3 separate regions of the Homo sapiens genome follow, and all the other regions are linked to region 2. Evidence: chromatin contacts called from ENCODE Hi-C or POLR2A ChIA-PET data. All regions are on one chromosome and are shown on one strand. Each heading gives the region's core, a stretch centred on a gene start or an enhancer-like site at or near the end of the contact. The rest is flanking DNA. Distances are from core to core; before and after follow the strand shown. Region 1 holds the start of E4F1 (E4F transcription factor 1). Region 2 has its middle 30 kb from the start of FLJ42627. Region 3 holds the start of CASKIN1 (CASK interacting protein 1).

Region 1 (4,582 bases), core at 1,732-4,231, 380 kb after region 2:
AAACCCAGGCCTGATGCCCGAAGGAGCTGGGCAAATGTTTACTGTTGAATTTGAGGGCGGAGAAAGGGCCAAACCACAGCTATGACTCGCCTGCAGGGGCCACCCAACAGAGTCGTCCTCTCCTGATGGCTCCCAGTCACAAACCAAGCTCTAAGGTGCCCACCACCCTCTTCCCCTTCCCACCCTACTCCTGTGTCTCACTCGGCTCCAGGGCATTGCCACTGAAGAACCCCCTACCCCAGAAGGGGACACACCCAGCCCATTTCACACCAGACAAGGCCACAAGCAGGCCCAGCAACCTCTAAAGGGACTCCTCGCCATGAGGGCACTGCCCTTCTCCAAGCTGGAACGAGAAGGGGCAAGGAAAAAAGGCAGAGACTATGAATCCTATGGGGACAAAGACAAGACCACCCTCAACCCAATCATTAACAACCTCCCTTCCTGTCTGACCCAATCTGCATCTTTTTTTTTTTTCTTTCAAGGCGGAGTCTCGCTTTGTTGCCCAGGCTGGAGTGCAGTGGGGCGATCTCAGCTCACTGCAAGCTCTGCCTCCTGGGCTCATGCCATTCTCCTGCCTCAGCCTCCTGAGAAGCTGTGACTACAGGCGCCTGCCACCACGGCCAGCTAATTTTTTGTATTTTTAGTAAGACAGGGTTTCACCTGTTAGCCAGGGTGGTCTCGATCTCCTGACCTCGGGATCCGCCCGTCTCAGCCTCCCAAAGTGCTGGGATTACAGGCGCGAGCCATTGCGCCCAGCCTTTTTTTTTTTTTTTTTTTTTTCCTAAACAGAGACTGGGAGGAGCCGGGCACGGTGGCGCACGACTGTATTCCCAGCACTTTGGGAGGCTGAGGCGGGCAGATCACCTGAGGTCGGGAGTTCAAGACCAGCCTGGCCAACATGGAGAAATCCAGTCTCTACTAAAAATGCAAAATTAGCCGGGTGTGATGCCGCGTGCCGTAATCCCAGCTACTCAGGAGGCCGAGTCAGGAGAATAGCTTGAACCCGGGAGGCGGAGGTTGCGGTGAGCCGAGATCGCACCATTGCACTCCAGCCTGGGCAACAAGAGAGAAACGCCGTCTCAAAAAAAAAAAAAAAGAAAATAGAGACGGGGTCTTACTATGTTGCCCAGGCTGGTCTGGAACTCCTTGGGCTCAAGTGATCCTCTCACCTCAGCCTCCCAAAGTGTTGGGGTTACAGGTATGAGCCACAGTGCCCAGCCATCTGCAGCCTCATAGGACAAGCTCAGAGGGTACAGACCCAAGCTCCATCTCCAAAAGCTCTCAGTGCCCCCAGGAATGAGCCCTTAGTGCATCCCCAACACTGCTCTCGGCACATGACACACAATCTTTTTTCTTTTTTTGAGACAGTCTTGCTCTGTCACCCAGGCTGGAGAGCAGTGGTGCGATCTCGGCTTACTGCGACCTCCGTCTCCTGGGCTCAAGCAATTCTCCTACCTCACCTTCCCAAGTAGCTGGGATTACAGACGCGCACCACCACGCCCAGCTAATTTTTGTATTTTTAGTAGAGAAGGGGTTTCACCATGTTGGCCAGGCTGGTCTCGAACTCCTGACCTCAGGTGATCCACCCACCTTGGCCTCCCAAAGTGCTGGGATTACAGGCGTGAGCCACTGCGCCTGGCCACAATCTTTATTTTAATTCCCATGATGCTTCTATGAGGCAGCAGAGCCCGGAAGTTAAAGGGGCTGTGAAGGCCTTCACAGTGCTGAGATCCAATCCAACCCTTGCTACTTAACTACCTGGGTGACCCTGGTCATTTTCTTTTCTTTTGAGACGGAGTCCGGCTCTGCCGCCCAGGCTGGAGTGCAGTGGCGCGGTCTCGGCTCACCGCAAGCTCCACCTCCCGAGTTCACGCCATTCTCCGCCTCAGCCTCCCCACTACAGGCGCCCGCCACCACGCCCGGCTAATTTTGTTTTTTTGTATTTTTAGTAGAGACGGGTTTCACCATGTTGGCCAGGATGGTCTCCATCTCCTGACCTCGTGACCCGCCCGTCTCGACCTCCCAAAGTGCTGGGATTACAGGCGTGAGCCACCGCACCCAGCCCACCCGGTCACTTTCAGGTCTCCAACCTTCGATTTTCCTCATCCCCAAAATGAGAATAACAATAACATCCACCTGTCAGGACTGGTTTGAGAATGAAAAAACCTAAAGCAGGATAAGGGCTTGTTACATTACTGGCAGAAGCCGCCGCCCCATTCTGTAGGGGAAATAGAGGTTCACAGAGGTAGGGTCACCTACCCAGGATCAAAGAACTAGAAAGCGGCAAGTGTGGGACTGGAAGGGGCCACAGGCTGGCTGCAGTGCACCAGCCCTCTTGCACTAGGCTCTGCTGCCTCCCTACGGACAGGCCCAGAGCCCAGATCCTGGAGAAACCGAGGCCCCACCCTCTTGGAACCACCAACAGGGCCCTAGACGCCCATCAGGTGCAGGAGGAAGGGGCCCAGAGGAGGGGAGGGCCAGGCTCAGGCATCGGAGGCAGAGAAGGGCCGGGACGCCGGCGTCTGCGAATGTCTACACCGGGCGCCCGGGGGCTCAGCAACCCGCGAGCACTTGTGGACGCACACCAGAGAGGGGGGATGACAGGCGCCCCGCAGGAGAGGCCCGTGAGGGTCGCAGCAAACCTGGGGGTTTCGTGGAGGGCTGTGAGGGTCCCGCGAGATCCGCGAGGTGTCTGGGTCTGGGAGGGTCGGTCGAGCCCGCAGCTCGGGCCATCCGGGCCTCTGCCAGCCCGGGATGAACTGCCCGCACCCCGGCCGCACCCTCCGGGTCGGCCCGGTTACCTTCCTCGCTGAAGGGCGCCGGGAGGCCGAGGAAGCCGCTGGGGGCCAAGGCCGCCGCCACCGCCGCAACTGCACCCTCGCCCGCTTCCCGCCCGGCTTCGGCCTGGGCTTCTGCCGTATGAGCGGCCGTCACCCGCACTGCCATCGCGCCCTCCATGTCGCAACGCGCCGCAGGAAGATGGCGGATTTACGACCATGTCGTCATAACAACGGGCCGCGCCGAGGCCAGCGTGAGGGAACGGCAAGAGGAGGGCGGGGCAGAACCGGAGCGGATTGACGGACAGGCGGGGAGCCGGGCCTGGATAGCGGTGTGGCCTTAAAGGGCAGAGGCGGGGCCGGGCGCGCTGAGAGCGAAGATGGGGCGGGACTGTGGGGAGGGCGTGGTTACGGTGGAGCAGATTGCCAGCCAGGGGGCGGGGCGGCAGAAGGACCTATGTTCGAGGCTGCACTCGGATTTGAGAGCCAGAGAACGCGAGGGGCGAGCGGACTGGCGGCTGCTAGGCAGCCGCGCCCCAGCGCTTCCGTACCTAAGGACAGGTCGCCCCGCCCGCGGCTGCTGCTGGGAAGCCGCCACAGCTCCAACCAGGGGTGTGGTGCCTGCTGCCCACTGACCGCCTAGGGTGTTAGAGCCTCCCAAGATGGTTACCCGGGTCACGGGAAAAGAACACGGGTCGGGGATGGCTCATGGGTAGCTCTGCGAAGCTGTTTTATTCTTTTATATACTTTTAATTTTTTTTTCTTTCTTTTTTGAGACGGAGTCTCTTTCTATCGCCCAGGCTGGAGTGCAGTGGCGCGATCTCGGCTCACTGCAAGCTCTGCCTCCCGGGTTCACGCCATTCTCCTGCCTCAGCCTCCTGAGTAGCTGGGACTACAGGTGTCCGCCACCACGCCAGGCTAATTTTTTGTATTTTTAGTAGAGACGGGGTTTCACCGTGATAGCCAGGATGGTCTCGATCTCCTGACCTCGTGATCCGCCCGCCTCGGCCTCCCAAAGTGCTGGGATTACAGGCGTGAGCCACCGTGCCCAGCCACTTTTTAAATTTTTTAAAATTTATTTGCATTATGTATTTTAAATAGAGACAGGGTCTTGCTGTTTAGACTAGGCTGGTCTCAAACTCCTAGCCTCAAACCATTTTCCCATTTCGGCCTCCCAAAGTGCTAGGATGACAGGCGTGAGCCACGACTCCCAGCCACGTTGAATTTTTGGTTTTGGAGATGGGGGTTGTTTTTGGTTTTTGTTTGTTTGGGGTGTTTGTTTTTGAGACAGAGTCTCACTCTATCACCTAGGCTGGAGTGCAATGGCGCGATCTCACTGCAGCCTCCGCCTCCTGGGTTCAAATGATTGTCCTGCCTCAGCCTCCCGAGTAGCTGGGACTACAGGAGTGCACCACCATGGCCAGCTAATTTTTGTATTTTTAGTAGAGACAGGGTTTCACCATGTTGGCCTAGATGGTCTCAAGCTCTTGACCTCACGATCTGCCCGCCTCGGCCTCCCAAAGTGCTGGGATTACAAGCATGAGCCACCGCGCCCGGCCTGTTTTTGTTTTTTGAGATGGAGTCTCGCTCTGTCACCTAGGCTAGAATGCAACGGCACGATCTTGGTTCACTGCAATCTCCGCCTCCCAGGTTCAAGCGATTCTCCTGCCTCAGCCTCCTGAGTAGCTGGGACTACAGGCAACTGCCACCACACCCGGCTAATTTTTTTATATTTTTAGGAGAGACGGAGTTTCACCATGTTGGCCATGCTGGTTTTGAACTCCTGACCTCAGGTGATCCGTCCC
Region 2 (4,407 bases), core at 1,858-4,357:
CCACGGCTTACACAACCAGCACAGGCTGCGCTCGATTCTCGCAAAGGTTCGTGGTGGTTTTTTTTTTTGTAAGACAGCCCTAATTGGCTGGGTGTGGTGGCTCACACCTGTAATCCCAGCACTTTGGGAGGCCAAGGTGGGCGGATCACGAGGTCAGGAGTTTGAGACTGGCCTGGCCAACATGGTGAAACCATCTCTACTAAAAATATAAAACTTAGCTGTGTGTGGTGGTGCATGCCTGTAATCCCAGCTACTCAGGAGACTGAAGGAGGAGACTCGCTTGAACCCAGGTGGCAGAGGTTGTGGTGAGCCAAGATTGTGCCATTGTACTCCAGCTTGGGCAACAAGAACAAAACTCCGTCTGAAAAAAAAAAGCCATAATTAAGACTTTTCTTAGCAAGTCATCTCCCTCATCTTCCCCGCACCTTGCTGAACCGGCATCTGACCTACTTGGGGCCGGGCCCAAGCTGGTATTGGGTGGGCCCAGCAGGCTGGGTTGACCCACCCATCTCCAGGGGTCACAGCCTTCAGCCGGAGCCACCCACCGCAGGCCAGGCAGGCCGGTTTCCAAACCATAGAGGAGAAGAGGGATCCTGGCCACACCAAGAGCAGGAGCCAAGGTTGTCTCCTGGAGAGGAGCGCACGGGAGGCAGCGCCAAGCCAGGGCACACACAGTCTCAGGAGGTAGAAGAAGATCCCACAGACAGAGCTGGCTGCCCCCTCCCCAAGTCCACAGGACAAACACAGAGGGAAGTCTGTTTAGGAGAGCAGCACTCAGAGAAGGCTGGTGAGAAGCCTGCCCACTCTGCTCATGTCACCAGACTCCGGCTGCAGCCCTCAACCCTCCATGCTGTCACCCAGCAAGCAAAGCACCAGAGACAACATGGGGGCACCCCAGCCCCTGAGGAACAGGTCCCTAATGCAACCACCAGCCTTGAAAATGGCAGTGAAGGGCTGGGCTTGGTGGCTCACGCCTGTAATCTCAGCACTTTGGGAGGCCGAGGCGGGCGGATTATCTGAGGTCAGGAGTTGAAGACCAGCCTGACCAACATGGTGAAACCCTGTCTCTACTAAAAATACACAAATTAGCCAGGCTTGGTGGAGGGTGCCTCTAATCCCAGCTACTAGGGAGGCTGAGGCAGGACAATCACTTGAACCTGACAGCCCCGTTGCAGTGAGCCAAAATTGTGCATTACACTCCAGCCTGGGCGATCCAGTGAGCCTCTGTCTCAAAAAAAAAAAAAACGGCAGTGAGGAATGAGGGTGGAGACTGCCAGGCTCTCACGCCAGATTCTGAACCCAACATAACCCTGCTGCTGCCCAACCCTCCCGCAGCTCCCAGAGCTCTGCAAAGAGGGTCGGCCCTGCGGCTCTCAGTCATTCCCGGTGCTCGGAGACACGTGCCACCAGAGGGGAACGAAATCAAGAGGGTGCAGTGCCCTGAGCCAATCCAGGAGATAAACTCTGTCAAATTGCCCCACAGAAATCTAGACGCGAAGGCATAGAATTTCCTGTGCACCAACATCTGCAATCAACCTAATTAGAAATACTTAGTTTTTACTCTGAAATTATCCATTTCAAGTGACTCTGTTTCAATTTCGCACACAAAACCTTCACCTCTACTCTCTCTTCTGTTTTGTTTTATGCAGCTGTGGCATATCTTTGGCCCACAAGAGGACTTTGATGTCACCAATTACTAATGGGGAAACTGAGGCCAGAGACCAAGGAGGCTTGTCCAAGGCAGCCAGATTCGGAGAGCAGGGTGGGGCCCCTGTGCCCTGGTCGCCAGGCCTGCTGCCTCCCCACCACCCTTCCCTTCCATTGCTTCTCGGCCTCACCCAGCATAGAAACTGGAATTTGGGAGGTCCCTGCCCCACACATGACTCAAAGCTTAGTGAGAAGCAGACGTGTGTGGACTCACGACCTGGCCCCTCACAAGAGGTCCTGCGGCTTCTCGGGGAAGAAACATGCTTCAGGTGAACCACGGGGGGTCTTGCCAAGCCGAGGTCGCTGCAGAGAGTCCTGCTCTGCTCGGCAGGAACTGGAGCCCTCTCAGGAGCAGGGGTGTCAGGTTTCTTGCAAGAAAACTCGGGGGCTGCCCAGGAAGCCCTGCCCTCCCCACAGTGCAGGGTCCAGTCCCCAGAGGTGGAGACCCACTCAGCGGGGGCCTGTGCTGCTAGGGTCAGCCAGAGCTCTGGGTGGCAGCAGGGGGACTGGCAGGGCGAGCCACTCCTGGCCATACATGCTGCCTTCAGGGACCTCCGGTGCATCACCCGAGGCTGACAGGGCTGAGTGTGGCCAGAGGTCGACATTAACAGAAATTAAGTGTGGCTGCGGGAGGGGAAAAGCGTTCTTAGCATATCCTTCCTAAAAGTAAAGTACACTCACACCTGTAATCCCAGCACTTTGGGAGGCCGAGGTGGGCAGATCACCGGAGGTCAGGAGTTCGAGACCAGCCTGGCCAACATGGAGAAACCCCATCTCTACAGAATATATAAAAATCAGCCAGACATGATGGCTTGTGCCTGTAATCCCAGTTACTTGGGAGGCTGAGGCAAGAGAATCTCTTGAACCCAGGTGGCAGAGGTTGCAGTGAGCCCAGATAGAGGCGGGATAGAGTGAGACTCTGTCTCAAATATTTAAAAACAAAAACCAAGTACAGGCCGGGTGCAGTGGCTCATGCCTGTAATCCCAGCACTTTGGGAGGCCAAGACAGGTGGATCAGGAGGTCAGGAGATCGAGACCATCCTGGTTAACACGGTGAAACCCCGTCTCTACTAAAAATACACAAAGATTAGCCGGGCGTGGTAGCGGGTGCCTGTAGTCCCAGCTACTCAGGAGGCTGAGGCAGGAGAATGATGTCAACCCGGGAGGTGGAGCTTGCAGTGAGCTAAGATCGCGCCACTGCACTCCAGCCTGGGCAACAGAGTGAGACGCCGTCTCAAAAAAAAAACAAGTACAAACACGAAGACCTCCAGGCACAGCCTCTCCTGACTGCACTGACCTGGTGCCAGGCATGGGGCAGGGGCACCACATTTGTCATCTTCAGGGGAGGACGTCACCCTTACCTTACAGAGGAAGAAACTACAGCTCACAGGGGACGGGAAATCACCCGAAGTCACAAGGCAGGCCCGGGATGGGCACAGTCTCTCACCAGTGCTGGCTACACAGTACATCATCTGCCATCTCCACTAGACGTGATCCCCACTTCTCTTGCCAAGCGGCTTCAAAGACGGTACTCTAGCCCACACCCCATCACTGGGCCCTGTCTGAACAATTCCTTCCATAACTTTCCACCCCCGAGGTCTTGCCAACACCCAGTACACTGTTAGAGGCACCCTGACTGCCCCACCCCTCAAAGACCCATCTGATGCCACCACATCTGGAACCCTCAAGCCGGGACAACGGCCCTGTTCAAAGGGCAAAAGTTCACGTGCAGTTTTCTCCAAGGCTGCCTCAGCTGCAGGAACCGAAGCCTCCCCAAATTCTCCTCCATCTGAGTGGTTTCCAACCATAAAGCAGTAGTATTTCCTGTTTCCTTTTAACTCCTCAAGTATCTCCACACTAAAGCAGGGGCTGCTTTAGCTGGAAACAACAAACTCGACTTTGTTTTCAACAATGCCTATGGGCCGGGGACCATGCAATACAAGAGACCTAACCAAAATGAATCGAGTCTTTGGGAAGCCGTATTCCACCTGGCCTGCCCTCGAAGACACCAAGGAAGAGAAAGATGACAGAACAGCAGATGAGCAGATGCTGAAATGCTCACCACAGCCACAGTCCTGCTGGAGGAAGTCCCAGGAGGAAGTGAGAATTCACACCGGGCTGTCTAGAAAGAGAACTTTGTGGCAGCAGGTCGGCCCTTGGAACAGCAGAGTAAGGGCTTGGGAGCGTGGAGTATGGCGGGTGGTGGGTCCCAAGCTGGGCTCTGAGGACTTGGTTGGGGGCAGTCACAGCCCAGAAGCTTAGATGTGGGGCCAGAGGGCAATCAAGCCAGCCCCTTGATGTGCGTGGCTTTCACCACCCTCCCTAACAACCCGTCTGTCAAGAGCTCCCCTCCCTACCAGATAGGATGCTTTAGCAGGGTGCTCTCCCAACCTCTCAGGCACCCAAAGCTTCTATGGTTTCTTGGGAACTCCTCCCCCTTAAATCTCCCCACCCAACCCCTCTCCAGACCCCCACACTCTGCAAGCCCAGGTGCTCACTCCACACAAGTCTAATAATCCAGGCAGGGACTCTTCCACCAGATCCATGCTTAAGTCCAACTCGAGGAATATTCTTTCCTTAATCTCAACTCTGAGGTCAGGCCTTGGAGATCTTTACAGGTGAATCAACATCCTGTTTGTCTTCCAACGTGTCATTAATGGCCTCCCACTCCTGACACCCCTTCCCCCCCTCCTCAGATTC
Region 3 (4,841 bases), core at 793-3,292, 410 kb after region 2:
TAATGCCAGCAGCTATCTTATTTTTATTTTTAGTTCTTCCTATGTGCTCTTCACACTGCAAGGTAGCGTAGATACAAAGATGCACAAAACACAGTTGCTGCACAGGCAGAGAGGCCCAAGAATATCACAATATCTACAGCAGCCATTTTTTTGAGCACTTACTAAGTCCTGCCGTGAAATGCTTTGTGGATAGTATCACAATTTATCCTCCAGTAACCTAAGGGGAGGTAGCATGCATATCCTCATTTTACAGAGGGGCACAGACACTTAGGCAGTGGGCTGGGTGTGGTAGCTCACGTCTGCAATCCCAGCACTTTGGGAGGTTGAGGTGGGAGGACTGCTTGAGGCCAGGAGTTCGAGACCAGTCTAGGTAACATACTGAGACCTCATCTCTATTAAAAATCAAAAAAAATTAGCCGGGCGCTACTCAGGAGGCTGAGGCGGGAGGACTGCTTGAGCCTGGGATGTTGAGGCTGCAGTGAGCTATGATGGCGTCACTGCACCCCAGCCTGGACGACAGAGCGAGACCCTGTCTCAGAAAAAAGAATGACAAAGTGACCAGCTCATGGTCACAAACCACTAAGAGGGGGAATAGGACACATCCAGAGGTGCGGGTGCAAAGCCCAGACTTACAACCTCAAGACTCTGGGACCCCAGGTGAGCCCCTTGGCTTCTCTGAGCCTCAGTTTCTTCATCTGTAAAATGGGGACAGTGAGTCCAACCTCATCTAGGAGGTGACCAGCACAGTGCCTGACCCAGCGGGTACTCAACTGGTCATTGGAAAGGGCAAGAGGAAAGGCCCTAGCATTTGGGGACCCCTCCCAGGAGTGCTGGAAGACCAAGGGCTGCTACCTGAACCTAACAGGAGACCCCACGGAGGGAACGGGAACGGCCAGCTGCCCACAGGATGCCGGGACCCCGGTGCCTGTCACCTTCCCTGTCCCTGCTGTCTGACCTCCTCTGTCCCCCTGGACCTGCTCAATGGTCTGGGGCCACACAGAGTGGGGTGCCAGGCCATGCCTCATAGAATGGGTGCGACCCTCCCCAAATTCTCCAAACGGCCTTGCCCGCTTGGGTGATGAGGGAAACGGAGCCTGAGTCGGGACTCAGACCCCCACTGATCTGCCTCTAGAATGCTGCAGGCCTGACGGGAGAGGGCCTGAGGCGCAGGGTGGCCCAAGCCTTCAGCCAGGAGCTCAGAGGGTCACAAGTCGGGGCCTCCAGCACCCAGGAAGCAGGACTCGCCTGCCTGGGCTGCAGGCTGGAGAGTGGGCAGACGTGGGCCGGGGGTCGGTTGGTGCCGGCGGGAGGTTCCAGCCCCTGTGGATGGAGATGGAGGCGACCCCCAGTCGGTGCGGGGAGTGGGGAGTTGAGCTCCCTCAGTGGGGGTGGTGGGGGCTACCTTGGGGTCAGGCTTCGGACTGAGGCTGGGGGAAGCTGTGGCGCCCGCATTATTTGCGGAGAGGAGCAGGAGGATGCTTGGGGGTTGGGGGTGCGGGTTCCCTGACACCGAATTCATTATTGGGAGATTCCTCTTCACAATCCCTCGACACCTCCCACGGGAACCCTGGGCCAGGAACGCCTGACAGCCTGGCGGGCCGGCTCCAGGGGCACTGGCGCCCGGGTCTCTCGGCGCCCGGTCCCCGCCCGCCCGCTGCCTCGGAACCGTCCCCCGCGGGTCCCGCAGCCTCTGGAAGCCTCTCTGGGCTCAGCCCCGCGCCGCCGCCGCGTCGGGGCTCCCAGTGCACCCCCGGCGGCCGCGTCCCCAGCCCGGCTAGCAGCCCCAGGCCGCCCGCGTCCGCAGAGGCCTGGCCTGAGCGCGCTGCGCGCACGTGGGGAGGGGGCGTCCCGGGGCGGGCGCGGGGAGGGCGGAGCCACGGGCCCGGGCGCGCGGCCGGCGCGGGCTGACGGAGGTCGGCGGCCCGGGAGCGGACCCCGGCGTCCGGGAGGCGGCGCCAGGTGCCGCGCCCCCGCCCCGCGCCCGCCGCGCGCCCCCGCCCCCGGGCCGCCCCCCGCCCGTGACGCGCTCCCCGCCCCCTCCGCGCCGGGAGCCCGAGCCCAAGCCGGAGCCCGAGGAGGGCGAAGGGGCGGCGGGCGGCGAGGAGGCGGCGGGGGAGGCGGCGGGGGAGGCGGCCGGTGCCGCGGGGCCGCCGCCGCCTCTGAGCCGCGCCGAGCTCACGAGCGCAGCCGCGTCGCTGCGGCCCCGGCCGCGCCATGGGGAAGGAGCAGGAGCTGGTGCAGGCGGTGAAGGCGGAGGACGTAGGGACCGCGCAGAGGCTGCTGCAGAGGCCGCGGCCCGGGAAGGCCAGTGAGTGCCGGGGGCGCGGGGCGCGGGTGGGAGCCCCGGGGGCCCCTCCCCGGCGCGGAGCCCCCCACCCGGCGCCGGGCGGGGAGGGGACGTTGTCGGGTCCCCGGGGGCGGGGCGGGGCCAGCAGCGCCCAGACCCTTGGTCCGTGCCCTCCACCCGCTGCCCCCAGCACTGGAGATGGGGCGGCCCCGAGAGCCGGCCGCCACCGTGAGCCCCGCAGCGGGCACCTGGCGGCACCCGCCTCCCGGGCCGCGGGCGTTCGCATCCCTCTCTCTCTACCTCTGTCCCCCTCCCTTCCCAGGCTGCGGGCTGACAGCTGGAGGTCTCTGCTGGGGCCTTCAAAGGGCGAGGCGGATGCCCCCCCCACCCACCACACGCACCGGGAAGACAGGGAGGGGGCCCCTGCGGCGAGGGGCGACCCGGGAGGTGACAGTCCCTAGCAGACCCCCTCCCGCCCCACGTTTAATAACACGCTTTGCAGGGAAGGTGGGGGCAGGACCACGCTGGGGGTGTGGCTGCCCTGGCATGGCCGGTGGGGTGCCATTTACTGATGGGAGAGCAGAGGCCCAAGGTCGCCCAGCCCAGGGCAGGCTGGACTCCAGGCAGGGCCGGCCTGGGCGCAAGGGCTTGGGGCCCTGCTCAGGCAGGCTCCAGCAGAGCCGGGTCTCCAGCTTCCCTGCTGGGAAAGGAGGCCATGAGGGAGTGGGGGACCACCACTGGCCATCCCCAGCTTGCCCTATGGCCGGCCCCAGGAAAGGGCTGGGAGCTTGGAGCCCTGGTCCCAGCACTCATCCTGGCTCAGCGCGTAGCCTCCCTGGGGGCCGCCGGAGATGGATGGATGGGCGTGTGGACCAGCCGCGTGTGCGGCTGCGCACGTATAGCCGTGTCAGTGTGTCAGGGCACCTGTGCGGGCACGGACAGGGCTCTGCAGGTCGGCACGTGGGGTCTGGGCGTCCTCCCTCCTCCCTCCACCCCCACAGACTGTAAGCCAGAGAGTCCCCCTCCCCTTCCTCCAGGGGGATGCCGAGAACTGGGACTGGCTTCTGGGAGATTGTTGGGGGCACCTAGGAGTCCCAGGAGGACCCCCTCCCCCGTACTTCACCAGCAGCCCATGACTGGCTAGCTCCTGTCCACTCTGTGCAGTAAGAGAGAGGGGGCACCGGTGCCTTGCAGGCTGGCCCCGAGCTGATTTCAGGTCCGGGGGCTCAGAAAGGGAGAGCTTGTGGGCAGAGGCAGCCTCAGCTGAGCCTGGAGAGCAGGTGTAGGGATTGAGGGAAGGCAAGGTAAAGGTTTCCACCTAGTGGCCGCATGACCTTGGACACAGACAACTCCAGCTCAGTGGACCTCAGTCTCCTCGTCTGTAGGATGGGATGTCAGCCTCACGGTGGGGTCCTAAGACCAGTGAGCCTGGGCACTTGCAGCCCAGGCATTCAGTAAGTGCTCAGTAAATGCCAGCAATGACCGCAGTCTTGGACGGCCCAGGGCCAGGGGCTGGGGAAGTGGGGGCTTCAGCTCTGGGGAGGTTCCTCCTCCCTTCTATTGTGGCCATTCTGGGGAGGTGTGGGGGCTTCCACTCTCACCTGGGTCTCTGCCTGTCTTGCCTGGCCTCTGGGACAGGAGAGACACCTGCCCTGGCCCCGGCTCCTGCTCTCTGACTCACAGGGGCGGGTGTAATAAATCAGAGGAGAAATCCCTCCATGAATTAGCTCCGTCGTCATGGCAACGCTGGCCTGCTTTGGAGTAAGATGTATTTTGATTCAGTAAAGTACAGCTGAGTTTGGGCCACGAGGTGGGGGGTGTCCAGCAGTATCCTCCAGGGCCCCGTGAGCCCAGGGCTGTCCCCATGAGCTTTGCTTCCATGGTCCCCTCTGGTTGCCCAGTCCCTTCCCTCCAGCCCCTGCTCCAGAGTCACCCCAGGCTCAGCCAGCCCCCGACTCGCCCTGCCCTGAAGGGAGCCTCCCGTGCCCGCACGCACACACTTAGCAGCTGTCCTTGAGGGGAAGAGGAGCCTGTTCTGGGGGAGATGCCGGTGCAGGGGCTGGCCTCCTGCTGGCCAGGAGGGACCCACTCTTCCCTCTGACCCGGACCCTATCCATGGAGGCCCCCTGTCCATGGAGGCAGGCCCAAGAATGCCGTGGAGGACACCCCTGAGCACCGAGGGCCAGCTCCCCATCCCCCTCTCACCTTCTAATAGCCCACTAGTAGCTCCCTTCTAGCCTGGGATATGGACTGGACCCCAGAGGTGGGGACAGGCTCAGGATAGCAGTGAGAGGGCTGGTCGGGGGTAAGGCCTTTACTGTCATAGAGTCACAGGGCTTAGGGACCTCGTGGAGAGGGAGGGGGGCTCCTGGACTTTCATCCTGGCCCCGGCCCCCTCCAGCCATGCTCTGCTCCTGCTTCATCCAGAGAACCCGTTTCCAGGTGAAAACAGCCCCCAGCCCCAGGCCCTTCTCAGTTCTGGGACCTTCCTGGGTACCCACTGTCCCCCCACAGGAATGGGGGTTAGTGTGTCCCAAGACCTCAAGTTGCTGCC

The links. A loop is a pair of places that touch in the nucleus more often than their neighbours do. ChIA-PET counts read pairs that join two places held with the same protein, here RNA polymerase II (POLR2A). Pooled maps may share reads with other maps.
Region 1: a loop to region 2 is called in a pooled map, with 6 times the contacts of the local background. The contact joins the promoter of E4F1 here to the enhancer-like site in region 2. A Hi-C loop is called at or near these places in 1 of 37 single-sample maps with no recorded cell type and 4 of 50 pooled maps. POLR2A ChIA-PET finds 5 or more read pairs at or near these places in 4 of 52 experiments (GM12878, MCF 10A, WTC11 and 1 more).
Region 3: a loop to region 2 is called in a map of B cell, with 12 times the contacts of the local background. The contact joins the promoter of CASKIN1 here to the enhancer-like site in region 2. A Hi-C loop is called at or near these places in 1 of 168 maps with a recorded cell type or tissue (B cell) and 4 of 50 pooled maps. POLR2A ChIA-PET finds 5 or more read pairs at or near these places in 1 of 52 experiments (activated B cell).

The regions. Positions count from the first base shown.
Region 1 is chr16:2,221,990-2,226,571 of GRCh38, reverse strand. It overlaps E4F1 (E4F transcription factor 1), which reads right to left and starts at 2,981. Exons shown (of 14, transcript NM_004424.5): 1 at 2,802-2,981. The coding sequence starts at 2,958. RefSeq lists enhancers at 791-1,291, 2,547-2,686, 2,917-3,086 and silencers at 2,767-2,856, 3,147-3,286.
Region 2 is chr16:2,606,416-2,610,822 of GRCh38, reverse strand. It overlaps the pseudogene LOC652276. Among named protein-coding and RNA genes, the nearest start is that of FLJ42627, 30 kb to the left of the region's middle. Within about 2 kb of position 3,107, at least 4 of the 41 ENCODE cell types and tissues checked have a DNase peak (open chromatin) inside an H3K27ac peak, as active enhancers do; they include B cell and GM12878, where a contact is called at or near this core.
Region 3 is chr16:2,193,806-2,198,646 of GRCh38, reverse strand. CASKIN1 (CASK interacting protein 1) reads left to right here and starts at 2,042. Exons shown (of 20, transcript NM_020764.4): 1 at 2,042-2,308. The coding sequence starts at 2,215.